2 separate regions of the Homo sapiens genome follow, and region 2 is linked to region 1. A link is a contact called in ENCODE Hi-C data. All regions are on one chromosome and are shown on one strand. Each heading gives the region's core, a stretch centred on a gene start or an enhancer-like site at or near the end of the contact. The rest is flanking DNA. Distances are from core to core; before and after follow the strand shown. Region 1 overlaps PPP2R3A (protein phosphatase 2 regulatory subunit B''alpha). Region 2 holds the start of IL20RB (interleukin 20 receptor subunit beta).

Region 1 (6,457 bases), core at 455-2,954:
CCTGGTGTGGTGCGACATACCTGTAGTCCCAGCTACTCAAGAGGCTGAGGGATGAGAATCCCTTGAACTTGGAGAGGCAGAGGTTGTCATAAGCTGAGATCGTAGCACTGTACTCCAGCCTGGGAGGCGGAGCGAGACTCTGTCTCAAAAAATAAAAATTATGTAATATGTATAATAATAAGCCTAAAAAAAGTTAAAGAAATAAGTCCATTGGTTTGAGACTATGTATTGGTATTATAGCTAACTGCTCTGAAGAAACAGAAGAGATATACTTGATGTCTGTCTGTTGATGACAAGCCAGTTAATAGACTATATCTGTAATGGCATAGCTATTTCCTCTGGTTAATTAATATTGTGATTATCTCTATTAGATCCTCTGGGCTCATTCAGAATGCTTTAAAAATCTAATTAGAAAATAAAAACAGTATTTTCAGGTTTTAATATTCCAATAGTCTTCAATGAGAACAAGATTAAAGATTTAAAAATAAATAAAATTCTAATGTGAGAAATGATTTATCCACACAATTATGATAAAATCTGATGGGCATTAACTGGCTTGCACAGCTTAACAAAGATTCAAACTACTTGACTACATGGCTGCTTTTTTTTTCCAAAAAGAATTTTCCATGTTTTTAGATTATGAAAGAGGATCATTTTCATTGGCTTGCATCTACTGTCCACGACATCCTTTCTGTGTAAATACACTTTACATAATACCTCGACAATAATCTGTGGGATGAATTGCCTTGATGTGCTGTTGATGTGTTAGAATTACAGTACATACCTCGGAGACATTTGATTCACAAATTACCTAACGTAGCTAAAATCAAACTTCAACTTTTTTTGAAGTATGCTGTGTATACAGAAAAGCACACATAAGTATGCTTATAATGAAACGAATTTAATAAAGAATTAAATTTTAAGTGCATTATTCATTATTGTAAAATAGCAAGTTTGCTCAACTGGCAACATACAGGAAGGAAAAACTTCCATAGGCATAATTTTTGTATGTTTGTTAATTTAGTTTTGGTTTTGATCTTTTTCAGGATGTGGTGGATACCCACCCTGGTCTCACGTTCCTGAAAGATGCTCCAGAATTCCACTCCCGCTACATCACCACGGTAGGCTGAGTCATCTTTTTTCTTAATATAACTCCATAAGTCACCTTTTTATTACCATCTGCTATCCAGAATTTCAAGTATCTATGCAAAAGGTAACATGGGTTATAATGATTATTTCAAGTGGAAGGAAGCTAAAATAAAATTGAATTCATAATTTCTTCATTTTTATCTATTTTCCTTCTTGTTTGTGCCCAATACTTACAAAATTAAAGTAATATATTCCTTCTATCTGGTCTTATGAGGCATATCTTTTTCTGTGTTATGAATATTGATATCCAGTTGATATTTAGCATTTCCAAATAAGACTGAAAAGAATTTTCAACAGTCTGTCCCTGTCCCAGAAAAAAAGATTGGTCTCTAGTACCTCAAAGTTAGAACTGGACATGATAATGAGAAAATAGCTTGTGTGTAATCAGAAAACGATGTAAGAATTTAAAACAACATGATCACAATCTCATTTTGTGAGGAGCTCGCACTCCCTGTTTCTCAGGCACAGCCTCATTTGGTCAGTCCCAGTTAGGTCAGGAATTATAAGTGAGCACACACAGGCCCACAGGGCACGGAGTAGCCATTTCATGCACTCTGCTCTAGCTCCCACATTATCTTTGGAGACATTCCACCGACCAGCCCCAGGGCCATTCACCAGACACATTCTCAAGTGAGATGGCCCTGGCATGTAGCTCAGATTCCTCAGCTAAACAGGGCCGTCTCCTCTGAGGACCACCCTCCTATACTTAGGGTACAGTTTGTTAGCCAAAGATATGTTAGGTCCTGCCGAGTTACAAAATACTACTGTTTTCTTTTTCTCCTGTAGGAACTTTATTTTTCATTCAGTGCTTTTGCATTGGCTCTCTTATGTCAGTATAAAACTTTGTAAGATTTTATTTGAGCCAGAAGGTGTCACTGTTATCTAAGACAATCTCAGAAGTTATTTTTTCCTGTTAACCGTGACACTCTACTAAATTACCTCTACCACAATCAACCTGGCCTGTCGCCCTGATATCAAACTTGGTTTATTTTTAATTGGTCTCCCTGTTACCACTCTAATTGCCCCATAGTCTAGCCTCCACAGAGCAAACAATTGTCCTTTTAAAAAATCAGCCAGATCATGTCACTCCTCTGCTCAAACCCTGCAGTAGTTTCCCAGCTCACATAGAATAAAAGCCAAGTCCTTGCCAAGATTCTCCATAATCCTCCCATACCCTGGCAACCCCTATTCTCTCATCTTATCTCCTACCTCCCACTCATTTTCTTACTCTGCTTCAGCCACCATGAGCAAACCAAACCCACTTCTGCCTCACATGCTTTGTTCTTCCTCTTTCCTTTGCTTGGAATGTTCTTCCTACAGATTTCCACATTGTCACTCCCTCACTTCATCCAGATATCTGCTCGGTTCCCTTATTTAGTGAGGCCCTCCCTGATCACTCTCTGTTTTTGTAACCCTTCTTCCTCTGCCCCCTCCCCCTACACTCTATTCCTTTGTCCTGCTTCATTTTTCTTCTTAGCTCCTATCATCTGATATTTAATTTTTTGTTTGTCCATCTCCTATCATCTGATAAAATTTAATTTTTTGTTTGTCCATCTCCTGTCATCTGATATTTAATTTTTTGTTTGTCCATCTCCGTCTCTATAATATAAGCTCCATACAAGCAGGAACTTTGTCTATGTCCTCAGTACCTAGAATATTCCCTGGCATATAATAGACAGTCAATATGTACTGAGTGAATACATGAAATTATCCATGTTTAAGAATTCTAGGCCAGGCACAGTGACTCATACCTGTAATCCCAGCACTTTGGGAGCCCGAGGCAGACAGATTACTTGAGGCGAGACATTCAAGACCAGCTTGGCCAACATGGTGAAACCCCGTCTCTACTAAAAATATAAAAATTAGCCAGGTGTGGTGGTGCACACCTGTAGTCCCAGCTACTCAGGAGGCTGAGGCACGGGAATCACTTGAACCCAGGAGGTGGAGGTTGCAGTGAGCTGAGATTCTTGCCCCTGCACTCCAGCCTGGGAGGCAGAGCAAGGATCTGTCTCAAAAGAAAAGAATTCTACGCTAGCTCTGGCTGCAGTCCCAAAGAGAATTATTGGGTTCTGAATATTGACTATTCTGAAAACTCAGGGCATATTAACAGCATAATTTAGATTCTTAAGAGTTAGAAAAGATCTTAGAAATAAACTAGTCCAAACTGTTGGAATTAAACTAGTCCAAACTGTTGGCATGTATTCTTAGATATTAAAGAACAAAAGAGTAAAATGGAAATAAGTTTTCTTTATGGTTCTAGTTTGATATTTCTTTTTTTTCTTTCATGATCTTAATGAACGCATAGTTTGATATTTTTTGAAGTACTTGGACATTCGATGGTATTTGGTCACCTAGCAAGTAGTCCTTAGGAAGTTTTTTGGTTTTTGTTTGTTTGGGTTTTTTTTGAGACGGAGTCTCACTCTGTCACTCAGGCTGCAGTGCAGTGGCACGGTCTCGGCTCACTGCAAGCTCCACCTCTCGGGTTCACGCCATTCTCCTGCCTCAGCCTCCCAAGTAGCTGGGACTACAGGCGCCCACCACCACGCCCGGCTAATTTTTTGTATTTTTAGTAGAGACGGGGTTTCACCATGTTAGCCAGGATGGTCTCGATCTCCTGACCTCATGATCCGCCTGCCACGGCCTCCCAAAGTGCTGGGATTACAGGCATGAGCCACCGCACCCAGCCATCCCCAGGAAGTTTTATGATTTTAGAGTGAAAAGCCATGAAACCATTTTGTTCACATATAATTCACATTTTCTGAGAAATAGCGTCATGTTAATAATAGTTGAACAAAATGAACTACACTGGCGAATTAATAGAGTACAGTTAATTATCTCTGCTGTAATATTTTCATGGCATTTGTATGTAACTTTACATTTGTTAAATTTCACTTTGTTATTAACATTGTGCTGCTTTATCTCCAATGCACAAAAGTGAATCCATTACTCAGAACTAGCCATTTAAGTATAAAATACTTGTGATAAAATGATGATAATATGGCAACTCAAAACAGCACCATAACATAAATAGTAAACAAGACCTAATTGGGAACATTTCACGTGAATATGTACTGAGATAAGTGAATAACTGCCATTGTGATAAACTCACAAAAAGGGCAAATAAAAAGTATAAAAACGATTATCTGGAAATAGAATTGTATTAGACTGGTTATCTTCTCCTCAGTGCCTTTTCTGTTATGAAACTTGGTCAAATAATGGCATGAAGTCATTGAAACTGTTGCATTATTTCAGAGTACAGTGAGTTTTTCTAGAACAAATGTAAAATAAGGCCTTCTAGTATGAAATTAATTTTGTTGTTAGACATAAAAGTGACCAAATTAAAAAGACATCGTTCTCTACCCTGCTCACAGCAAAAACAGTTAAGATCACACTATTTCTAAGAAACATATAAAGATCAGCCTCAGAATTAATGACAGATATCTCAGAAAAAGCAAAATCAGTTACCATGTGACTCTATTGAATGTTATATAATCTTCGTGGCATACAGTATAGAAGAACAATTAATATGTTTGCATGCTAGTGTTACTCAGTTCTTTCAGTTTGCATTTGGAAGAAACCACTGACATAGAGTGTGATCCAAGTATTAGCTTATGTGAGGTACATATATGATGAAGGAAAGTTAGAAAACTTTTATTTTCTATGTATCATTGAAAATCTATGTTACAGGAAAGGCTGTTTGTTTAGTTAATTATTTTGTCAGCTGTTTTTAGACTGGAAAGACAGACCATCAGCTATTTGTACAGCAAAGAAGGACATCATTACCCAAAAAAAGAGATTGAACCTAAAGTCAGTCTGTATTCTTATTTCCAAAAAGATTTAGAAGTTGAGAAATAAGCCTTTGATATTGAATGAAAATGAAGATTAGAAATACCAGCAAATCATAGCCGTTGAGTGCAGTTTTGCATGCTGTGCAAAAATTGCCAGTGAATAAAAGGTTTTGCTTATCCAAACCAACATATGCCAACTTTTGAGGAAAGAAGTGCTAACTTGAGTTTTTAAAATAAGCGATGAGATTTAAAATACTTCTTTATGACACTGGTGCTGGCAGTAGAGATATTTCTGTGGCTTGCTCCAATGGTGTGTCTTAGTGATATATTCAGTATCTTGATTGGCCAGAATCCACCACTGTAGGCTGAAATGCCAGGATTTTCCTTGTGGAGGGCAAGGTACTGATTTTCCTAAGATGACTAAGCTATAGTGGAGACTGCTCACACTAAGAGCTTACCAACTCTTCCCCCTTGAAAACTTTTCCTCTTAAGAGAGAAAAAAAAATTTTTGTTAGATATATTTTTTAAAGTCCTAACTCTACAGAAGACCATAAGGAAATACTTTTCTGAGCCATGTTAACCAAAGAGTGAATTAGAAATCTGTTCACCACTCCTGCCAAGTGAGAGCCAGGCTTCCAGCATTGGAGTTTGTTCTTCTGTACACATACATAGTAAAAATTATTTGTAACTTCTATGTCTGTATTTAATTCATTTTTCAAAAACTATATGACAGAGCCATCAAACATTTCCATTCCTGGTGACCTATACTTGTGAATTAGAGATTTCTAATTCAATAGATACCAAGAAGAAAGGAAACTGACTTACAATTTAACTTATATATCAAGTTGACTAAAGATCCCTTGGTGAAAAATGGTCAGATTTCATTTATTTCACTAGCAGAAAATAGTTATTCTAATTATGATTTATTGTAAAATTTTATTTGATATTTTAAATGATGATGAATTTTATTTACCTAGAAGAGAGCAGTTAGAAAAACAATAATTAGTGTAGAGTCAGCAGCTACATGCTTCACCACTAGATGGTGCTCCTGCCTCAGCCATCTAAAGTGCTGAATCAGTGATGTGGAAACCAACAAATGTGCTGATGAAGTGTGGCCACTGAATAAGGAGATTTAGGCTATGGAAAAATGGAATACAAATACATTGTCTTATAGTATTAGATAAGTAGGTTAGCACAGGCTAAAAATAGGAAATGCCTAACAGTCAAACTGTTTGCAGATTTTAAAAATTCAAAAAGAAGAGGAGAAAAATAAGCACGAATGGATACAGATTATAAAGTTTTATAATTTTTAACACAGTAATTTCATAAATAATATAAAGTATTTGAGTATATAAATATAAATTTTAGATAGAAAACTCATACTTTAAGATAAATTTACATTCAGAATCAAGAAATAAGGACAAAAATCTTCAATAGAAAAATGTGGTTTAATAATATATATTGAAATTGACTTTAACTTGAGAGAGGGGACATGGAATTATGATAAATCAAATTCTTAA
Region 2 (6,804 bases), core at 2,799-5,298, 890 kb after region 1:
CACTTTGGGAGGCCGAGGCGGGGGGATCACATGAGGTCGGGAGTTCAAGACCAGCCTGACCAATGTGGAGAAACACCGTCTGTACTAAAAATACAAAATTAGCCAGGCGTGGTGGCACATGCTTGTAATCCCAGCTACTGGGGAGGCTGAGGCAGGAGAATCGCTTGAACCCGGGAGGTGGAGGTTGCGGTGAGCCAAGATCACGCCATTGCACTCCAGCCTGGGCAACAAGAGCGAAACTCCATCTAAAAAAAAAAAAAAAAATTCCACCCGGAACAGTCTTGGTGGAAGCATGAATTAGAAGAGTCTAAGACAAGTGGAATTCCGCTATTTAAATTCCCTGTGTTACTTCTAAAAAGAAAAAATAGAGACACAGTGAAATCCAACTAAATGTCAGAAGTGCTACAAGACAGAACATAGATATCTAAGAATCTTAATGCAAAGGGAAGGAACTATTTTGTGTTAAGTAGGGGAAAGGAAGATTACTGGACTGTAATAATTGACCACATAGTTCATTCAAGGACACAGGGCCTATCCTGGACTTGCACAACCCTAAGAGTGAGTGCCTCAGATTTTGCGCCCTAGGTGCTTCCCTTAATTTTAGTCCTGGCCCTGCAGGGCACAGAGAGCTTAGGGTTCTCTTCCTTGGCCACAAAACTTCCCATCCCTCCCCACTGCCTCTACCTTTTCATAAAACCTTTTCTCTGCTTGCTTTTCCTTCCATAATTAAATATCAGAGATTTAAGTGGCAAATAGTGTAATCGAAAAAAAAATCCTATTTCTGAACTGTACCTACCTATAGGAAATTGGTCTATTCTTCCAGCGGTTTATCTTCTGACATGGATGACCCTCCAACTCTGTGGAAGGCACCAGAAATTAACTTGAGAAGTGCAGGAAACAGGATAGAGAATAGTTTCGTTGTGCATGTTGCATAGACAAGACATTACAACTTCTCTTTCTATAGAGGGGCACCTCAAAGCCAGAAGAGAAAGGCAAAATCAGGGTCAGGGATTATCCAGGAATGTTAGGGGCTAGCAGGTGAGGCACAGCCCTCCAGAAGTCCTCACCCAAAGATACAGCCCAGGCAGAGGTGGGTGGTCTGAGTTACTTGTTGGGTCATGACCCAGGCTTGAAACGGATTATTGTTCAAAAAATATGACAGGCAGATGGCATTATCTCTCAGTGCCCCTTGAGGTGTGCTGAACCCAGGGCAGACTCTGTGCAATGGCTTATGAAGGATTGGCAGGCAGTACTGTCTTGCCAGAGCATTGTAGTGCTGGACAGGAGTGTCTTGACAGGGACCAATGAGCAGGTGGAGCTAACTAGCCATCGTAACACTTCAAAGTTTGGTAAACAACTCTTCTTCTCCGACAGCATAGCTAAATGATTCTTATTCTTTCCTCCATTTTCTCTGTTTACTTTCATTTTCATCTTCTTAATTCAGTCTGTATTCCCCTCTACCTTTCCATCTTTGCTCATATCATTCTCCCAAAAGGAATGATGAACAGTGTGCCTCTCTTCCCCTCCTACCCATATCCAATTGGTACATCCGGAACCTCATATTGAGGTCTACCTATTCCCTAAAGCCTTTGCTGATCTCTTGGATCACTCCTTTGTGTCCCTCAGACACATTCCTTTGATGCTAACTGGGAGGCAGTTAAAGTGAGTGAAAAAAGCTTGGAGTTATGCAGACCTCAGTTAGAATTCCTGTTTCCATCCCTGAATAGCTCTGTGATCTACAGTAAGTTAATTTCCCTGAGCCCTGTGTTCTCACCTGAAAAGTGGAGAATCAAATCATATCTTACCTTGCAAGTCTGTTGTATAATATATGGACATGTATATAGTGTGTAGAAACCCTTTAGGACATTCTTGGCAGATAATAGATATCCAGTACACATTGGCTTATATTGCTAACTTTTGACATGCTGGAACTGTGAGCAGAAGCGAACTTAGGAGAGAGGAATCAGGAAGCCAAGATGGAGAACAAAGGTAACATTGGGGACAGACGTTGAGGCCATGTATGAAGCACTCTTAAGAGGAGCAGTGAGAGACTGTACAAGCAGCTAGTGACCAGAGGTCAAAGTACAGATGTGGCCACTGACTCACAGTGCTGGAATCAAGGAAAATATGCACCAGGTTTTCTTGACTATGGTGTGGTAAAAAGATATACAGCAATGTTTATTGTATACTTATTTTGTGCCAGATCCTGTTCTAAGTTTCACTTAATCCTCACAACAGCCCTGAGTCAGACACTATTATAATTGTTCCCAATTTTCAGATGAGAACCATAAAGCAGATAGTTTAAATGACTTGCCTAAAGAAACACAACTAAAAAGTTGACACCAATCAACCTGAGACAAAGATTATTTATATACTAGAGACTCCCCTGCCCATATAAGCATCTAAGCTCAAATTTCGCAAGCTGAACATTTGCAGCCTTTTTCTATAGCACCCCCAATCCTGCCTGTCCTGACCACACTCCACCCACTTCATTATTTCACTTGAGGTGCTGCCATCCACCCAGTTACCCAAACTCAGAACCTGAAAGCCATGTTTGGCTCCTCCTCCCCAGCCCTCTTAATGCACTCAATATCCAGGAGCTATCAGTTCTATCTTCTTTATCTTTTGAATTTGGTCATTTCTCTCTGCAGACATGAGAAACCTAGTGGAAGCCAACAATGTCTGTCACCTGGATCACTACCATAGCTCCCTCATGGCCCTCCTGCCTTCAATCTGGCCCCCTGTGCTGTTTTCTCCACCCTAGTCACAAACTTTTTAAAGCTCAAATGCAGGGAATGACATGGTCATATTTGAGCTTTGAACCCTTCCTTTGACCTTCATTCCTCTCAGGATAAATTCCAAGCTCCTCAATAAGGCATTCAAAACTCTCTAGAATCCTGTTTCTGTCTGCCACTAAGCCCTATTTCTCGCCATTTCAACCTTGTTCTCGTGTTGCACCAAACTTCTTCTTGCTTCCTAAAAACAACATTCCTGGCTGATTTTTTTTTTTTTTTTCCAGAGTTTAACACCCAGTCCTGGAGTCACCTCCTCCAGGAAGCTTTCTGTAATCCTACAAACTGGGTTAGATGTTTCTTTTTAGTGATGCTATGTTTCCTTACGAATATTGCTGTCCCTTCATTTTAAAAATTGACTTATGATTATTCCCGTGTCTATCTTCTCCACTAGTTGGGAAATTCTTGTTGAGGGAATGGACTGTTGAATTCCTAAGAACTAGCACATAGTAGGCCTTCAGTGAAGGTTTCTTGAATGAATAAATAAATGACCAACTTTCCCAAGGTTACATTGTAAGTTCTGAAACTTGAACCAAAATACATTATACTCTAGAACCCATGTTTATTCCACTATTGTATTTGCACATTAGGGTGGTTAAAGTCCTTCAAGGGCTAAATTTTAAAGGGCTAAATACTATCACAAGGTTTTTCTTCCACCTATTGAAATTGGTTTTAATTTTTCAGTAATACATTCACGTGACTCAGTAATCAAACGATATACAAAGATATTCAGTCAAAAGTCTTGTTCCCATTTTTCTCTTCCACCTTTCCAATTCCCACTTTCTCTGCCCCAAGGTAACCAATCTTGTTCATTTCTTATATCTTCTTTTAGTTTTTCTTTTTGCAAATGCATGCAAATATGAAGCTATATATTATTCTTTACCCTCCTGACTTTTAGAAGGGTATTTTAAATTTTTTCAAATATCTTTAGTTTTTCTGAAGTGGGTACATATTAGAAAAAAGAGCTAGTCAGTACCCAGCTTGAATGAACTCACAGAGAGAAACTTGGAAGAGGACAGCTATTTAATGAGGGAGGGAGATAATCCTGCCTGCTCATTGGCTTTTAGGGAGGTGCAGAGTCCTTTAGGACAGAGCCTGTGGTCCGGGTATTGCTCATAGGCAGATTCTCAAGCTCCCCAAAGTTACATTTTCTCTGGAACTCTCCTAGGCCACTCCCTGCTGATGCAACATCTGGGTTTGGGCAGAAAGGAGGGTGCTTCGGAGCCCGCCCTTTCTGAGCTTCCTGGGCCGGCTCTAGAACAATTCAGGCTTCGCTGCGACTCAGACCTCAGCTCCAACATATGCATTCTGAAGAAAGATGGCTGAGATGGACAGAATGCTTTATTTTGGAAAGAAACAATGTTCTAGGTCAAACTGAGTCTACCAAATGCAGACTTTCACAATGGTTCTAGAAGAAATCTGGACAAGTCTTTTCATGTGGTTTTTCTACGCATTGATTCCATGTTTGCTCACAGGTAAGTATGAATTAGAATACATCCAATAGTTTGGGCCTTGAATATAGGTTAAGAAGGCAAAAAATACTTTCCCAGGGCCTGGGGTTGAAATATGTGTATAGAATATCGTATATCTGTTTTACAAAAGATTTATCACCTCCTAAACCTCTATTCCCACATCCCAAAGAAAAGGCCTGCATTCTGTTTGGAAATCTCTCTTCTTAATGTCCACACAACAATCTAGAAAGAGAAATCATCAAAATAAATAAAAGCAGAGCTCTGTGCACTTTGTTACTTATCTCATCGTCTGGTTTTATATAGTGCAATGTAGTTCTTTCAGACTTACTGTGTGTGTCTTGGAGATGTTAACTGTAAGAACAAATTAAAACAAAGATTCTAGCAAAATACACATGAATAAAAAGACAATTTGTGAGCTTAACATTGGATACGAGACTTATAAAAATTGGATTTCTCTACTGGTCATTGAAGAAAAGGTACTCCATAGCATTCTAAAAAATATTTGGTTTGGGACATTTCCCCTGCCAGTGAGATTACATAGTTTTCTCTGCTCCACTCCTGGTTGCTTGTACCTATCTGCTTTATTGTCTTAAAATTGGAACTCTGTAGCCTTTGATGTTTGTTCATGTCAAATCACGTTTAAGAGAAACTTCTAATTTTGATACTCCAAGACACTAGGCACTTTGCAGTGTTGATGGGAGCCTTGAGTACTTTCTCTCTCTCTCTCTCTCTCTGTCTCTCTGTCTCACTCTCTGTGTGTGTGTGTGTGTTTTACACAGAACTAATTTAATTATTCTAGTTAGTTTACATCAGGTAACAAATCAGTACTAAGACAATTTGCAAAGGTGTAGAACTGGCTTAAACATCAAATTTATGGTGTTCTTTCCTAGCTTAAAAACCTTCACAGCTCCCAGTTGTTCAGCACATGGTGTCCAAATTCTGTTGTCTCTCATCACCCAGCATATTCAGGCCCCACCCTATATTTATTTAACCCTATTTCTCACTACTCCTTGAAAACGAATATGGACTACAAGCAGCTGCTGGCTTAACAGTCAGCATATTATACCTTCATTTCCTCCTCCTGGCCTTTATTGTTATAATTTCCCACCAGAAGCAGCATCTTCAGTATTTCCTTCTACGTCTTTCCAAGACCTCTCTTTGACCCCAGGTACTTTAGCTTCAGGTGGTTACTTCTCTTTCCAGCACTGACCTGGAGGGCCAGGGCCTGGGCATCTTTTCTGCTGTCCCCACATCTCCTAGCACAGGCTAAGCATGCTGGTTGTTTGGTTAGTTAGTTGTTGGTTATTTAGTTGTTGGAACAGAAATGTTGCCAAGAAAACATCCGTCCACTAAGCTGAAACGAGAAGATGGGAGGCTGAATGAGAAGAGGAAAGCCCAGCATTTTTCGACTTGACATTTTCTTCAATGACGCCCGTCTTATAAGTATTTTCTTGAAAACTCCTGTTTTAAATAGATCTGGAGGTGAGTGTGCACTTCTGACGCTTATAAACTTACATAGAAAACACACACACACCAAAAAAACCTCAGTGGTGAAATCACAAGGATGTCATAGCCAGAAAGACCTGTGTGTGAGTTTTGGCTCTGTTACTCACTAGCTCAGGACTCAATCATGTAACGTCAGTTTCCCTTCCTGTGAAATGGTCATAATAGCCACTTTGAGGTTATGAGGGGTTAAATAAGATGACACAAACAAAAGCGCTTTGAAGACTTCAACATTTCCCCACCCTCAAATGTTAGTTATTATTATCTGTTGGTTATACAGATGGTGGTATCAGTAGATAATTGCTTTAGCTGAGGTTGTCTTTATGCAGTTTTGACCATTTCCTCTGGATTGTGTAGGTGCCTGTGATGAATTCTGCAAATTCTAAATGAACTTCTATTAGTTACTAGATCACTGGGCAGATGGGTAGAGTTGTGGCTTTTTTTTTTTTTTTTTTTTTTTTTTTTTTGACCGAGTCTCGTTCTGTCGCCAGGCTGGAGTGCAGTGGCGCAATCTTGGCTCACTGCAATCTCCACCACCCAGGTTCAAGCGATTCTCCTGCCTCAGCCTCCTGAGTAGCTGGGACTACAGGCACACGCCACCACGCCCAGCTAATTTTTGTATTTTTAGTAAAGATGAGGTTTCACCATGTTGCCCAGGATGGTCTCGATCTCTTGACCTTGTGATTTGCCCGCCTCGGCCTCCCAAAGTGCTGGGATTACAGGCATGAGCCACCACATCCGGCCATGGCTGTCTTTCATAGAAATCATTTGCCTTGTCCTGTCCCTCCCAAATAATAGTGTGTGATTCAGAAAGCTGATTATGCTACCAATAGTAATAATCACAATGACAATCACAACTGCTATTTCTGAGTACACATTGTGCCTTCAGTTAGCAAAAATGTTATCTTGACTTCTCACATGAATCCTGCAAGTTAGGTGTTATCCCCATTCCACACATTAGGGATAGAGACTAGGAGAGGTTCAGTTATTTGTCCAAGTACCTATATCTAGTAAGTGCAGGAATTGGGATTTGATGA

Evidence for each region. Hi-C counts contacts between places; a loop is a spot of excess contacts on that map. Pooled maps may share reads with other maps.
Region 2: a map of MCF 10A shows a loop between it and region 1 (5-fold over the local background). The contact joins the promoter of IL20RB here to the enhancer-like site in region 1. A Hi-C loop is called at or near these places in 2 of 168 maps with a recorded cell type or tissue (MCF 10A and mammary epithelial cell), 1 of 37 single-sample maps with no recorded cell type and 5 of 50 pooled maps.

The regions. Positions count from the first base shown.
Region 1 is chr3:136,069,432-136,075,888 of GRCh38, forward strand. It overlaps PPP2R3A (protein phosphatase 2 regulatory subunit B''alpha), which reads left to right. Exons shown (of 14, transcript NM_002718.5): 6 at 1,047-1,121. Among named protein-coding and RNA genes, the nearest start is that of PPP2R3A, 110 kb to the left of the region's middle. RefSeq lists an enhancer at 485-1,684. Within about 2 kb of position 1,705, at least 13 of the 41 ENCODE cell types and tissues checked have a DNase peak (open chromatin) inside an H3K27ac peak, as active enhancers do; they include mammary epithelial cell, where a contact is called at or near this core.
Region 2 is chr3:136,953,935-136,960,738 of GRCh38, forward strand. IL20RB (interleukin 20 receptor subunit beta) reads left to right here and starts at 4,049. Exons shown (of 7, transcript NM_144717.4): 1 at 4,049-4,267. The coding sequence starts at 4,180. It overlaps IL20RB-AS1 (IL20RB antisense RNA 1), which reads right to left. Exons shown (of 4, transcript NR_183729.1): 3 at 797-857.